Regions from separate parts of the Homo sapiens genome. Here region 2 is linked to region 1. The links are chromatin loops, found by intact Hi-C in ENCODE. Cell type or tissue: endothelial cell of umbilical vein. All regions are shown on one strand. Each heading gives the region's core, and the rest is flanking DNA. Links, peaks and the distances in the headings are about the cores only.

What was found. Peaks named below come from ENCODE experiments on the same cell type or tissue, not always from the same donor. Only the 100,000 strongest peaks of a DNase experiment are listed, where the experiment ranks them.
Region 2: a loop joins it to region 1, with 2.5 times the contacts of the local background. A loop is called at or near these places in 6 of 110 quality-filtered maps.

Annotation. Positions count from the first base shown.
Region 1 is chr11:102,221,400-102,229,776 of GRCh38, reverse strand. It overlaps YAP1 (Yes1 associated transcriptional regulator), which reads right to left. Exons shown (of 9, transcript NM_001130145.3): 7 at 6,025-6,155; 8 at 2,196-2,308; 9 at 1-75. Among named protein-coding and RNA genes, the nearest start is that of BIRC3, 92 kb to the left of the region's middle. In endothelial cell of umbilical vein, for the core only: no CTCF peak of the experiment used is centred there; DNase peaks (open chromatin) are centred at 2,996 and 3,756; H3K27ac peaks cover 1,579 bases.
Region 2 is chr11:102,167,381-102,175,757 of GRCh38, reverse strand. The region is part of intron 3 of YAP1 (Yes1 associated transcriptional regulator); the gene reads right to left. Among named protein-coding and RNA genes, the nearest start is that of YAP1-DT, 61 kb to the right of the region's middle. In endothelial cell of umbilical vein, for the core only: no CTCF peak of the experiment used is centred there; a DNase peak (open chromatin) is centred at 4,497; H3K27ac peaks cover 994 bases.

The DNA.
Region 1 (8,377 bases), core at 121-8,120:
TCCCAGGAATGGCTTCAAGGTAGTCTGGGAAACGGTTCTGCTGTGAGGGCAGGGTGCTTTGGTTGATAGTATCACCTAGTGGAAACACACAGAGATAACAAAGTCCTTTTTGAAAAGCTAACATCAGGGCTGTATCATATGAGCACAGAGAAATGCACAGGGAAAGAAAAGCGCTCCTGACTGACCTAAACTGATACCTAGAATTTATATCAGGTCAAACAACTCACAGATAACAAAATAACAATGCCAAGTTTACTTTTGCTTCAACATTGTTCAGATATCCAATAACAGCTTGATTGCTATTATGTGCTGAGCACTAAAGGAGTCATGAAAAAAATAAAAAAGCCCTTGAAAAATTATATGCAGCAGCGGGAGAAAGAACAAGTACACAACACGACAGCATCACTACCCTGTCTTCCAGATAAGCACCACCATAATAAGACTAAACATAAACATGAGTGGTATAGACCTACCTTGGCCTTAAATATACTTTGGGAAACACTAAAATAGAAAGACTGCAAGAATACTTTATTCTACCCTTAGGAGATGCACCTTCCTAACAGCAAAACAAGCCTTCCCAGAGGGCTTTGAATAAATCCATCTTCCTAGCCTTGCTTCTAGGTTTCCCAAACTTACTTGGCCACAGAGCCTTTTTTGCATATGACAACATTAACACTCCTCAGAGCTTCAATAGAACATACTTTCAGAAAAACTAACATAAACCATTAAGTGCTACAGGGGTCTGGAGAAGAGAGCAATACAGATTAGAGGAGTAAGTAAAGGTGTTGTGTGTGAAATGGGTTTGAAGTGGCTCCTAAGGATGATTTAACATCTAGATAATCAGAGAGGAGGGGTAGTGTGGATTCTAGAAAGCATCAAAGCCAGGAGCTGGATGAATACAGGCACAAAAGCCTTGCTAAACACTTTCAGAATAGAAGCAGTTAGTGAAAGAGTTGGTAGCTAAAGAACAGCTTCATTTCCCTGCCAATTCATGCACTCTGGCAGTTGTCAACTCTAGGGCAATGGTTGCCAGGTAAGCCACAGGAGAAATGCTTCCGTAATTACCCCTGTGAGGCAGGTATTTCTTAGCTCCTGCAAGACCCCTGCAACTATTCTTTTTTTTTTTTTTTTTTTTTTTTTTTGAGACGGAGTCTTGCTCTGTCACCCAGGCTGGAGTGCAGTGGTGTGATCTTGGCTCACTGCAACCTCCGCCTCCCGGGTTCAAATGATTCTCCTGCCTCAGTCTCCCGAGTAGCTGGGATTACAGGTGCATACCACCACATGTGGCTAATTTTTATATTTTTAGTAGAGACAGGGTTTCACCATGTTGGCCAGGCTGGTCTTGAACTTATGACCTCACGTGATCTGGCTACCTCGGCCTCCCAAAGTGCTGGGATTACAGGTTTAAGCCACCGCACCTGGCCTTCTGCAACTATTCTAACAAAGTAAGTGAGCCCCACCTCCTAGTCTTTCCCACCTGGTTTCCTGAGCCCCATAACACTTAAGGTGGACCAAAAACTCTTAGAGAAAAGATGAAGACAAACACTGAATTACATGTAGACATCTCTCAAAATTAAGGACACTAATCTATAAGGAGAGAGATGTTCTAACAGGGTTGTCAGTTTGTCCTGCCAATTAAGATCAACATGCTAACATAAGTCATGTTATCAGAGTTTTATTCAAATAGAGCTAATATATCCAATTTATGATTTTTTTTTTTTTTTTTTGAGAAGAGGTCTCATTCTGTCACCCAAACTGGAGTGCAGTGGTGTGATCACCGGGGCTCAATCCATCCTCCCACCTCAGCCTCCTGAGTAGCTGGGACTACAGGCATGTACCATGACAGCTGACTTATTTTTGTATGTTTTTTTATAGAGATGGGGTTTCACCATGTTGCCCAGACTGGTCTTGAACTCCTGGGCTCAAACAATACACCCACTTTGGCCTCCCAAAATGCTGGAATTAGAGGCATGAGCCACTGCACCCGGCCAATCCATGATATATATTTTTTTAAACTAGGAAAAGACAAGTTACAAATCACCGTATAGAGACAAAGCAGGATCAATTTAATTCAAATTTACAGGATTTTAATTGGTTTTCTTCTGAATCATCTTTGCTTACAATACCTTATGAGACCTGGTGATAACATATCCCACTGTTAAGTCAGGTTACTAAGAGGAATAAAGAATACCAACCTGTATCCATCTCATCCACACTGTTCAGGAAGTCATCTGGGGTTCGAGGGACACTGTAGCTGCTCATGCTTAGTCCACTGTCTGTACTCTCATCTCGAGAGTGATAGGTGCCACTACATAAACATGACAGTTAAAGACCAACACAAAAAATTTTAAAAATCAATTCAAGGTAAAAATAAACACCTGCTGAGCAGCAACATAATTCTCAAAGAGGATTAGTGAAAATTCCTGTCCTGCAATGTCTGAAACAAGCACCCTCCCTCAGGGCCATAGACAGGGCTTGTGCTATGAAGTGAAATAGACAAGTTAATCCTAATTGAAGCTGGCAGCTCTAAGGAACCAAGATTTCTCCTAAGGTTCTGTGCTTGGTGACAATAAGGGACAAAAAAAGATACCCCCAGTTAGTTTTCCTGGCTGACAGAAAATTCTCTGCATCAGTATTCTCCTCTCTGTAATATCATTTGAATCTGGGGGTGCGGAGGAACCCATACAACTTACTTGTCCCAAGGCCTCAATTCTCCAGGTGGTGGTGGCACAGAGACGTCACAACACAAACTCCAGGTGGGCGAGGAGACAGGTCTGCACTAGACTCAAGTTAAATTCCTAGCTATTGTGCAGAGAACATAAGCCAAGGAAAAATCAACCCCAAATAAACCACCAGAATTCCTTTTAGGACTGAGCCAAAATAGGTGAGTCACTGCCAATAAGATAAGAATACTCGTGGCTTGATCTCCTTGCTTCTGTGTTTGGGCGGGGGAGGAAAAAGCCTCAAACACTTCAGTACGAAACGAAACGGGAAATCATATAGCTCCAGTTAAAGAAAAGAGCAAAACAAAAAACTGCAAGGCACATCCCTTGAAAATAAAATGACCCAACACAGATTTTCACTTTAGACTAAGTAAGGTTTCCCAGATTTACATTAAAAGTATGGTAAATATCCATTACCCTGAGAAATAGAACACTTTCCTAAGCTAGTAGCATCTAGACATCAGCTGGCATTCCCTGAGTTCTACTAACTCTACAAAATCTTAGAGAAACGCATAAAATCAAGGCAGCTGTTATTCTTCAATGGTCTGTGTGAGTGTGAACTTCAACTTTCTCTACGGCTTGTACATTTAATAAGCAGCTATTTAACTTACATAAAAGTTAAAAAATAAAAACAAGTTTAACAATTGCTCAAGGCTAAAAGCTCAGTCAATACCCCAACTGCCTTCCCTAAATGATGCAATGCATTTGCCTTGTTCTCTCTCTCCCCTCATTCTATATACTGCCATCACTGGTTTACTCTAATGCTTCTGCCAGATTTTGCCAAGGCTCAAAAGCCTCACACAGATCCAAGAAAACACACATTTGCCTCTGAGACCATTGGTATACAATGCAGCCATATATGAGAAGGCCTCAGGATGTGGTTTGTTTGTATTTTGCCTGCCCTGATCTGGGACAAGAGCCTGGTCCTAGTCATCACTCTATTCGGCTGCTAAGCATGGGACACACATCAGACATTTTAGTCTATTACTGAATAACTGAACTTACAGAGTTGCGCAGAGTTCATTCCAAACCACAGGGGAAGCACATGGGCATTCCTGAGGACAGAGTTTACAGGGCCATTTTCCTGGTGAGGAACTGCTCCCTGCAGAACCCCACTTCCTACAGGCCCCACTCATTCAGTAAACATTCACTGAGCATCTGCTACTACATGACAGGCATTAGACTAGGCTTTGAGGATAAAGAGGTTAACAATCACCACCACCTACAAACAATGTTTTGTGAGAGGCTCACAACTTCAAGGAGGGAAATGAACAAATATACTAATGAATCATATTTAGGGGCTATATGAACTCAGATGTAAGCACAGTGCTTTCAGAACAAACAGGGAGCTTAGAAGTAAAGGGTAAAAGTTTCATGGAGGGGGACATCTGAGTGAGCTTTGAGGGTAAAAGTAAAAGGGAACTAAGGGAACTCAGCATTACTACTAAGAGTCAATGCCAAGGCAAGTTGGGGCAAAAAGTATTTAGAGCTTAAGGAATATACATAAATCAAATAGTAAACAAGGGAAAAACCATCAAGAGGTTTTTTTGTTTGTCTTTTTGTTTTTTGAGACCAAGTTTCACTCTTGTTGCCCAGGCTGGAGTGCAACGGCATGATCTCGGCTCACCGCAACCTCTGCCTCCCGGGTTCAAGCGATTCTCCTGCCTCAGCCTCCCGAGTAGCTGGGATTATAGGCATGCGTGACCATGCCCAACTAATTTTGTATTTTTAGTAAAGATGGGGTTTCGCCATGTTGGTCAGGCTGGTCTCGAACTCTTACCCCAGGTGGTGGTCCACTTGCCTTGGCCTCCCAAAGTGCTGGGATTACAGGCATGAGCCATCATGCCCAGCCAAGAGTTGTTTTTTTTTTTAAAGAAAAAAAAAGTCAAAGTCAGATGTATGTTATTATTAGAAACTGGGGGTACTGCAGAGAATGCATATACAATTCTGCCCTTAGATTAGTAACACTGATTATCTGCCACTCTGATCTTCCCAGAAAATAGAATCTCAAATTGTAGCCCAGCTCTCATCAAAAGTTTTAAGAAAAAAAATCTTCATAAGTGACTGTCAGAAGGATATGCAGCCTATCCATTTTTAAAATGGTCTAATTTTTATCCCTGGGATTAATATAGCCCCTTCAACAAGACAGGTACTGGAATTACATGGATATGAAATTTTCCTTGTTGGAAAAAAAGTTCTGAGGCTATGCCTCTCTTAATTAGCCTCAGTTTAAGTCTAGAACTATAATCTTATATAAATACACTTACTTTTAGAACTTTAAAGTGTATGTCAGAAGAGTAAATACAAACTTAAAATACATTTTAGATGGTCTTCAAAATCAAACCTTCCAACTAGGCCACCAGTACTAATCTTAAAAACTGAGTAAATGGTGAATTCTATTGCACTAAATACTTTTAGCAGGATAAGATATTTTCTCTTGGAATTACTAAGTTTCCAATTCAATTGGTGAGAACTGAAAAGGTGGTGTAATAGTTTTCCTAGTGCAAAATACCTTTGAGTATTTAAGAAAGTGTGTTATTTAAATCAGTTAGAAAAGGAATCCAAAGCGTAAACTAATCCCATATTTTAAAAAGTTTGAAACTCCACAACCTAGAAGAAGGAATTTTAGTTAAATCTTAATCTTAAATGACTTCCTAGGCAAAGAATATGACCTGTTTCAGCTTACAGACTTCAAAATGGCAGTTTATGTAATATTGCAATCTGTCTGAAACCCAGGATTTGTGGTAACTCACTAAGAAGCATCCCTAAGCTATGTTATTTTCAAATACTGCCGTTAATCTTAGTGCATTTTTGAAAGAGGCACAACCTTACATTTTATCTCCTTGGACTATAGCCCTTAAGAACATGAGGCCTTACAGTGCTGCTGGGTGAAACGTTTTAGCTTGAATAGCTATGTGGAAAATTCCTTCCAGTGATCCTTATAATGCAATCCTAAGTAGGTTTAACATGAAATTCATTTGCTTTCACAGAAAGGCATTCACATGTTCCTTCATGATTCTGTAATTTTAAGTAACTGTTAGTCAACAGTATAGGCAGAAGCAAACACGTCATGACTTTGAATAAGTATCCCTTGTACAAGTCTGAACAGTTCACTTCCTCTCACAGGAGACAACTTTTAATCCTCAACTCTGCATGTACTTGCCATTTACAGAGAGATTCATTTACAGCTATGGTTTTTGGCCCACACAGATGTTCCAAATAGCCTATTACAAGCACTAAGCAGAATGATTTTAAAGCAATGATCCTTTTCAGATATTCACCAGTAGCAACTTTCACCAACCTGTTAAGGAAAGGATCTGAGCTATTGGTCGTCATTGTTCTCAATTCCTGAGACATCCCGGGAGAAGACACTGGATTTTGAGTCCCACCATCCTGCTCCAGTGTTGGTAACTGGCTACGCAGGGCTAACTCCTAATTAAAAATAAAGCCAAAGAGAATCAATCTACTGATTAACACATTTAATGTTAGGTTTAAAGAAATAAAACGTTCATCAGAGTAACCGTGCAGATAGATTAAAAACATCTACTTTAAAGTTAATACATTTCCCAATCAGAATGACCTAATTCTATCCATTTCAAATGACTAAAAATTAAGTTACATATATTTAAAGTCTGTCTAGTCATATTAACCACCCCCCACCCTATATACATTTTGCTACTTTGTTTTCTTTTTGTTATTTTCCTTACTCTGGAAGATACTCCCAAATCCTCCTTTGGGTTATTATAGAATGGCAAGTCTGGTCTTTAAAAAAAAATTCTTCTTTTTTTTTTTTTTTTTTTGTTCTTCAAGACGGAGTCTCACTCTGTCACCAGGCTGGAGTGCAGTGGTGCAATCTTGGCTCACTGCAACCTCCGCCTCCTGGGTTCAAGTGATTCTCCTGCCTCAGCCTCCCGAGTAGCTGGGACTACAGGCACGCACCACCACGCCCAGCTAATTTTTTGTATTTTTTTTAGTAGAGACGGGGTTTCACCATGTTACCCAGGATGGTCTCGATCTCTTGACCTCGTGATCCACCCGCCTTGGCCCCCCAAAAGTGCTGGGATTACAGACGTGAGCCACCGCGCCCGGCCCTAAAAAAATAATTCTTAAAGTTTGCTTTTACTCGACAACTCTTATATGGTTTTGTGTGTTTGGAACCCCCCGACCCCCTCCCCCGCCAAAAAAAAAGAAGTAGGAAGAATAGCATCTGATGATTTTACTATAAGACACCAATCCTTCCCCAACCCCCAACACTATTTCACACTTTGCTATTAAATGTCTCATTTTGACTTTAGGTTTTTCTATCCTGAGCTGGATAGAATATGTTCCATCCTCTAGCAGGGAGAGAGGAGGAAAATGAAAAAAAGACATCAGAAGTTAAAACACAAACCCAAGGCTTCTCCACCACAAACATAATATTTAAAATGGGGTAAAATTTCTTCAGGGTCATCCAACAATTTCTCAGCAGGATTCTCCCTGTAAACCTGAGCAAAGGCTGTAGGTTGCTACTCTGATGGTTGCAGAAGGCCTGCCTTCAAGGGCTTCCAAACCTCCCAGGTTTCAGCCTGTATTTGCCCAGGACCTCAAAAACAGTTCATCTCACTGTGACCCATCCGTAGCACACTCATTACTACTCTGTCCTTTTTCTCTCCTTTATCTGTTCACTGTTTCTTACCCTCCTAAGAATTTTCACTGTGCCTCTCCACCTATCGTAAACATCATCTCTACTAGACCATCAGCTTTCTTTCCCTCTACTTTTTGGGTTTGATTTGAAATACATACAGTTTCTTATCACAAAGGATACTGGCCTGACTCCGTCATCCTTCCACACAGCTTTCTGAGCCAAGTCTGCTCACTGAGGCACGGCCCCACCATCTCCAGCCCTCACCTCCACAATCGCCATGGGGTCCTGAAGTATGGAAAGCTTCTCCTAGCTCTACGCTGCCACTTCTAAACTACAATTCTCCTGCATGCAAATACCACTTATTTTTCTTTAGGTTTATGCCTTCTGGATATACCATCCTTTAAACCAGAGTTTCTTAACCAGCGGACCATGACAGAATTCAGAGAGTCTCTGAACTTCAATGGGGTAAAAAAAAAAAAATTACACATTAACTTTCGCTAAATTTGTCAACATTTTCTCCAATGTAGTATGCACCATTAGTATTCACTGTACCTAACTTTTCACCAATAGAACATATAAATGTTTTCATATCACATTGTAGTTGTTGCAAATATTTTAAAATACCATTTATGATCATTGCTATTTCAATGCTACAGTAGTTACGTTATAAGATGTGCTTCTAGATTTTTTTTTTTTTTAATCTTTTTGAGACAGGGTCTCACTCTGTCACCCAATCTGGAATGCAGTGATGCAATTATAGCTCACTGCAGCCTTGACCTTCTAGGCTCAAGTGATCCTCCTGCCTCAGCCTCATGAGTAGCTGCAGCCACAGAGGCACACCACCATACCCAGCTAATTTTTTGTATTTTTGTAGAGACAGGGTTTTGCCATGTTGCCCAGCTGGTCTCAATCTCCCAGGCTCAGATGATCTACCCTCCTTGGCCGCCCAAAGTGCTGGCATTACAAGCATAGGCCACTGCACCCAGCCTTAGATCTTGTTATTTATACATTAAAAAGAAGCACGTTATAT
Region 2 (8,377 bases), core at 327-8,326, 54 kb after region 1:
ATATATTTAGATACACATATACTTACCATTGTGTTACAACTGCCTACAGTCTTCAGTACGGTAACATGCTGTCCAGGTTTGTAGCCTAAGAGCGATAAGCTGTATCATTGAGTCTATGTGTATAATAGGCTATACCATCTAGGTTTGTGTAAGCCTACTCTATGATATTTATACAATTATGAAATCACCCAGCAACCCATTTCTCAGAACTTATCCCAGTCATTAAGCAATACATGACTATATTATTATCACTAACTTATTTTGTGGCTTTGATAAGCCGAATATGGGAAAATAAACATTTACTGAAGAAAAGGCAGTCTATACATCAAGTTTTGGTAAAAGAAATAAGTTTTTTTTTGAGACGAGGTCTCGCTCTGTCACCCAGGCTGGAGTGCAGTGGCGCGATCTTGGCTCACTGCAGCCTCCACCTCCCAGGTTCAAGCAATTCTCCCACCTCAGCCTCCCGAGTAGCTGGGATTACAGGGGTGTACCACCATGCCCGGCTAATTTTTGTATTTTTAGTAGAGACGGGGTTTCACCATGTTGGTCAGGCTGGTCTCAAACTCCTGACCTCAGGTGATCTGCCCGCCTTGGCCTCCCAAACTAATGATACTATAAACATACTGATGAAAATAAGCTTTGGGCAAACAAAGAGTGGTTGGTGGCTAATCCATCCTGCCCACCCCATCCTGAGTTCAGGTTCACCCATGTCCTATAGGTACTTAGAAGATTCTTCTGCCAAACTACTAGAACACGCTGATGAATCCAAGCCCCTTCTGGATTACAATGGGCAGTGTGGTAGAATAAGATGAAACTGTGGACCATACATATGAAGGCTTAGATTGGAATTCTGGCACTACTACTTACCTGCATTCTATGCACCAGCATACTGGTGCCCCAACTACTATGTTCATGTCCTCTTTATAGCAGATGCCTCCCTGTACCCCAATCATTTGCCTGCATCCTTCTCTTCTCAACAGACTCAAGAAGTAGAGACGCTGACTTTTTTGTCTTTGTATCCCTAGGACTTAGCACTGCCACCAAATACAACCAAAGTTTGCTGAGCTGACATGATTAAGAGCCTATCTGTGGAAAAGTATGATCGGTCTTTGTGAAGTTGCAATCTCTCAGAGACTTGTTTTGTGCCTTTACAAATAATAGATTTTTTTTTTTTTGAGATGGAGTCTCGCTCTGTCACCAGGCTGGAGTGCAGTGGCGCAATCTCGGCACAATCTCAGCTCACTGCAACTTCTGCCTCCTGGGTTCAAGCGATTCTCCTGTCTCAGCCTCCCGAGTAGCTGGGATTACTGATTTTTGTATTTTAGTAGAGACAGGGTTTCACCATGTTGGCCAGGATGGTCTCGATCTGTTGACCTCATGATCTGCCCGCGTTGGCCTCCCAAAGTGCTGGGAGTGGCGTGATCAGCCACCACACCCGGCCTGTAAATAATAGATTTAAGAAAAAGTAGGTAACATATATTTTGCAGGGTTTTTATATTAAATAAGAGCTCATGAAATGATGGAACCACTCATTTGTATTTAGGTACTCAGTAAAGGTTTCATTCCAGCCTAAAATAGGAATGCTAAAATGATCTCTAAGGATATTTCTATGGATTTAAGTTTAAGCCATTCAACAGTATTCTATTTGTGCACTCCTTTAACCAGCAGTATCAGCATCACCAGAAAATTGTTAGAAATGCAGAATCTCAGGTCCCAATCCTACTAAATCAGACCCACTGAATAAGAACTGCATTTGAACAAATCCCGAGGTAATTCCTTGACACATTACAAATTAAGAAGCACTACTCTAGAATACCAAAGACTAACAAGGACCGCTTGTATGATTCAACCTTTTCTAGAGGTACCATTAACTCAAACTTTAACAATATAGCAAAAGTACTATTCAGTGGCTTACTTGATTAAAAAATCTTTGATACATTATAAATAAAATTCATATGACTTTAGTTTCATATTCAACTCCAGAAAGACAGTATAGTTTAGAGACTATAAAGGGTTTAGATTCAGACAGACCTGGGCTCAAATCTTGGATCGATCCAATATTTATTAGCCTTCTAACCTTGGGCAAATTCCTTTACCTGCTTGATGCTCACTTTCTTTATCTATAAAACAGAGATGAACACTCAATAGATCATTGAGAGAATTAAAACACGTGTTTGACACAGGTCATGGCTCCCAGTAGGTGCTTAAATGTCAGTTCCCTACTCTTTCTTAGAATAGTTCTACCATTTTGGTCCAATGATATATTAAACATTAAAAATTCATGTATACTATACCTAAGGAAGTAGCTTTAAATATAAGAAAATGAGATATTTGGATTTCAAAATTCAAATGATCAGATAATAAAAATAGGGAAAACCATAGCAGAAGACCCCTAAAGAAGATTTTTAATGGTATCCCAACATTTTCAGGACAAGGCTCAAACTTCTTAGCTTATGACACAAAGCCATTCTGAGGTGGTCTTCAGTCTCATTGCTCATCATCTTACCACTAGCAATATGGTATTAGAGGTTCCAGGGCTTAGTAATTGCCCATCTACTAGCTACTTTTATCTTCCCTTTTCTTCTAACTTAACTTCCCACTCGTCCACTAGTACTCAAGTCCTCAACCCAATCACTTTCATCACCACCACTTTGGTCATCCTCTCCCTGGGTTACTGCAACTGCCCTCCAAGTAATCTCCCTATTTTTTAAAAAGTTACTGATACCATGTCACTCCTCTGTTCAAAACCTACAAGCACCACTGTAATGCAGCCCCATTCTGCCTTTCACAGACTCTGTTCATGCTGCAGTGGCCTTTTTGCTGTTCCCCAAACATGTCTCAGGGCCTCTGAACGGGCTGTTGTGTTATGCATGAAGCATTCTCTCCCTTCCCCAGATATTCACATGGCTCTCACTCTCAGTTCATTCAGATCTCTGCTCAAAAGACGTCAATTACAGAGACCTGCACTGGAGAAGGTAATCTAAGCTATCATCTCCCTCCATCCCCAGCCTATCACTCTGACCATAACTGGTCTATTTTTCTTTCTTCCACTTTTAATATCTGACTCATTGTATATCCGTTCTCATAACTTAGAACCATGCCTGGCACATAGTTTGTATTCAATATTTGGATAAAGAAATCAATGAACCTCCCTAAAGAAGTCTTGGCAGAGTGTGGTGGCTCACACATGTAATCCCCAGAAAAGCTGCCAAAAAGCTGGGACTATAGGCATACACTACCATGCCCACCTTTTGTCTCTACCAAAAAAAAAAAAAAAAAAACGCTGTGCATGGTGCCGTATGCCTGTAGTCCCAGCTACTTGGGAGGCTGAGGCATGAGAATCACTTGAGCCCGTGAAGTTGAAGCTGCAATGAGCTGTGATCGTGCCACTGCACTCCAGCCTGGGTGGTGGAGCAACACCCTGTGTCCAAAAAAAAAAAAAAAAAAAAAAAAAAAATTCTTCACTGTTCTTCCTTTCCACTACTGACTCATGTGTTCCTCTCTCTCTACTTTCTCAGCACTCAGTGCATACATCTGCCACAACTTTTTCTTTTATTTTTTTTTGAGAAGAAGTTCTGCTCTTGTCACCCAGGCTGGGGTACAGTGACACAATCTCAGCTCACTGCAACTTCTGCCTCCCAGGTTCAAGCAATTCTCCTGTGTCAGCCTCCCAAGCAGCTGGGATTACAGGCAAACGGCACCAAACACCCAGGTAACTTTTTGTATTTTTAGTAGAGACGGGGTTTCACCATGTTGGCCAAGCTGGTCTCGAACTCCTAACCTCAGGTGATCCACCTGCCTCGGCCTCCCAAAGTGCTGGGATTACAAGTGTGAGCCACCACGCCTGGTCCTGCCATAACATTTTTTATGGTAATATAAAAAAAGTCTGTCTTAGCTTGATTCTGCAATCACAGGGCATAGTATAAAGCAGGGCATTTGATATTTGTAGAATGAATGATTTAAGAAGGGAAAAATACTATTATCTCAAGGTAAAACTATGAAACTGCTTAAAAAATCATTTTCCTGTTTGTCAGGTTATAGCTGTAAGAACTTTCTAGAAGAAAAGGTCAAGTACAAGCTCAGTGAGCCTACTAATATGCAACTCTTCAGACTTTCTTCAGTGCCACTTAAGTCCTTTAGATTTTAACTCAATGAAATGGCTTAGAGTTAGTTTACTAAGTTTATTTATTAAAGATTAGCTTTCTGTAAAGTTTTGCCGAAGGAAAAACAAATAGCACACTTAGACTTCAGACTGCTCAAATTAATACCTTTCATTAAGATTTTAACCTAAAGAAAGTTTTACCACTTCCTTACCTTACTAACATCAAAAGAAAACCTTATTTTGGAAAACTGTGAGTACTGTTGCAAGATTTATTCTGTTTCACTTATGCTGACTATATATGGTAGTCTATGAATATCATTTTTAAAGAATTAGCATCTTAATCTTTCACACAAATATTCCTCCTATGAGTCATAAAATTATTGTAGCAATAGAGTAACCAGAAGGATTTAGAAATCAGTGGGAAAGACAAAAATAATATTCCAACACTTATCAAGAGAATAAAACAGGCATTTGAGCTGGTTCTTAAATGGAAATAATTTAATCTCTTTCTCATTCTCTCTACTCCAAAGCTGAGCAAAGTTTCCAAAAATCTACAAATAATCACTGAAGAAAAGTTGAACACAAATACTTCTATTTTTATGCCCCAATATGTAATAAGTCATTTATTAAGAGAGCTGGTAGAAATGATACTCATGGATCTAAATTTTTTTTTTCTTTTTTTTTTTTTTGAGACAGAGTCTGGCTGTATCCCAGGCTGAAGTGCAGTGGTACAATCTCAGCTCTCTGCAACCTCTGCCTCCCGAGTTCAAACGATTCTCCTGTCTCAGCCTCCTGAGTAGCTGGGATTACAGGCACCCACCATCATACCTGGCTAATTTTTGTATTTTTAGTAGAGACGGGGTTTCACCATGTTGGCCAAGCTGGTCTTGAACTCCTGACCTCAGGTGATGTGCCCACCTCGGCCTTCCAAAGTGCTGGGATTATAGGTGTGAGCCACCACACCCGGCCTACCTTAAAATCTTAATAACATTCAAAATGTAAATGAACTTTACTATCCCAAATGATTACTTCAAAGGCTTCTAGTAAATTTTTTAAAATATTTGATATCTGTGCTCTAAGATCAGGTCAAGAGCACTCAACAGTCTTGAGTTTCTATATGTTTCCCCCTTTTTAGAAGATAATCTCTAAAGTAAAGCAAAGAGGACAGGAAAGAATTACCTTATCTGGAATAATCAAGCATGTAACTAAGCATACAAAACACAGTACTCCTCAACACATTTGAGATTTAGATAGTTACTGTGGATAATCATGATACTCAAACTGAAATAATCTTTTAAAAATATGTGGCACTATTAAAAAAAATACTGATCTGCAGCTACTGAAAAACAAAGTAATTATATACCCACATCTCAGCATAATGAATGTGGGTTTCTTTAAACAAAGAATGAAGAAATTAATACTGTAAAAATCATGACTGGAATTAAACAACATCAGAGTGATTCCCAGTGGAGACGAAGTGAAAGGCTCTCACCATCAGAGTAAAATCAAAGCCATTAGTTGCCCTGACACGAGTGGCATCTTCATTATGCAGCTAAGTCAAGAGCGATGATTAGAAAGTGCCTTTATCAGCCATCACTGGGTTTAACAAAGACTTCAGAAGAACTCCCATACTAGAGTAGATACAATAATTACAAGCTAATGCCATTTGCAAGCTGGATATTATAACTGAATTACTTTTTTTATTTCAAAAAGAAAAAATTTAAGTCATCATATTCCATATTGGCATATTTTATTAAAATGAAATGGATTGGCCATAGTTTTAAGTAAGAAAAATGGTGGTTGTTTCCATATTATCATTTTTCAGGAACTTAATCATCAAATAAATCAAGCCACAAGCTATATAAAACAAACCAAGCTTCTTAAGGATTGGCTATATTGATTCCAGATTATTATGCTTTTCCTTATACTATTTTTCCATTTTATAGGGCCATTTCTCTTAATTTACCTGAACTTCTAGATGGGAAAAAGAAAACAGCAATTTTGTTCAAAAAAAATAAGTGTTTTTATTTTAAAAGTTTTTAAAAAAGGTATTTGGAATACAAGCCCGAGAGTAACTAGTCAAATACACTATCTCTTCATTGCTCTGACTTTGGGCTTTGTTATAGTTCACTGCTATTAGGTTTCCCGTTAGTATAGTCTTTTCCCATATATTGTGACTTCAGACTGACAATTTCCATCTTATAATAATCCAGAACTTTTAGAAGAATCAGGAACCAACTACTTGGAAGAGCCAATGACCTCAATTTGATGATAAAAAGCCTACAGAGATAAACATAACTTCAAAGATAGTGTGGTAACAGATTTTTAACAAAGTAACAGTGGCTACCAGGTATTACAAACTGATTAAATTCTAAAATATCAGATCACATTTATTTTATCACATTTATACCAGGCACTGTACACTATTAATAATACATTTTAACTATGTGATATGGATTCTGTCATTTAATGCTCACAACAGCCCTATGAGTTATTATCTCATTTTTCTAAGTGAAGAATACAGGTAGATACAGTAACTTGTCCAAGATTTCATGGACAATAGATGACGCCTGGGATTCAAATCAGGTCCATGGGATTTCCAGAGCCCTTGGTCTTAACCCTTAATGTAAACTGTCTCTCAGTTTCAAAGGTGAAAAGTAAAACTTTAAAGTTTCTGAATTACAGCACATAAAGCAGGAATTACCAACACCTCAACCCTGTTGGTTCTGCAACTTCTCACATCTTTACCCTCTCTGTGCTTTTTAAAGTTAAAACCTAAATCAATGTGTAATTTACCCATCATTTTTATATTTCACATCTATTTTCTAGCTCTCTCATTTTTCTTGGTAACAATCTCTCATTTGATCTTCAGTGCTGAGAGATATTACACAGGCAGGCAGGAGAACACAAGAGGCAAACCTTAAGGCAGCTCTATACTACTCACTTTGCTTGCTTCTGAACATTTTTCCCCACTTCAAGGAAGGTGCTTAGCACATTCCTCTAACACGTATCACCTTTCATGATCAAGAGGGCATTTTCTCCACCCATCTTGAGGTATTTCCTAGGAAATCCTCACAGTTTTTCATAATAGAGAAATCTGAAAGTGCTACATTGGTAGAGTTGGGAACTGTCAAATAAATCCCAACAATTTCTAACTTTAAAGCATATAAATAATGAATTCTCTAAAATGTACCTGTAATAAGACATTTAGGCTTTGGGTTGTTATCAAATGTACATTTCTCAAAAGCAGATAAATGGGTTGATTCTGCTTAATATAAATCAAGACATAACTTTTATTGATCCTAGTCATTTGTCATACAGTTATTTCTGGATTATCACAGAATATACTTTGACTTTACTGTCCCTTGAAGATTCAGCAATCTTGTGGATCAGTGTTAACAAGTACACTATTTAAAAATTTAATATATATCATACACATAGAGCTAAGGAAGTATCACTTTTCACTCCCCAGGGCTTTCTTTTCTAATGCTGAACACAAAAATCATGAAATGTTTACCTAACTCTCAATATGGGGAGAAAAACTACGGATCCTAAGCAGGCATCAAAAGGCTATTATATATAATAACTAATTTATATTATAACTTTTTTTTTGAGACAGGGTCTCACTCTGTTGTCCAGGCTGGAATGCAGTGGTGCAAATATGGCTCACTGCAGCCTTGACCTCGTGGGCTCAAGCTATCCTTCCAATCTCAGTCACCCAAGTTGCTAGCACCACAGGTGTGTGGCCACCATGCCTGGCTAATTTTTATTTTTATTTTTAATACAGATGGGGTCTCCCTATGTTGCCCAGGCTGGTCTTGAACTCCTAGGCTCAAGCAATCCTCCCACCTTGGCTTCTCAAAGTGCTCGGATTATAGGCATGAACGACCACACCCAGCCTTATAAATTATGACTTTTTTTTTGAGATGGAGTCTTGCTCTGTCACCAGGCTGGAGTGCAGTGGCACAATCTCAGCTCATTGCAACCTCCGCCTCCTGGGTTCAAGTGATTCTCCTGCCTCAGCCTCCGGAGTCACTGAGACTACAGGCGTGCACCACCAATGCTCAGCTAATTTTTAAATCTTTAGTGGAGACGGGGTTTCACCATGTTGGCCAGGGTGGTCTCAATCTCTTGACCTCATGATCCACCCACCTTGGCCTCCCAAAGTTCTGGGATTACAGGCATGAGCCACTGCACCCAGCTATAAATTTTAACTTTCAAAGGACATTCACCTCAAGTAATTTAATAGACTAGACTTATTTATACATATATTTA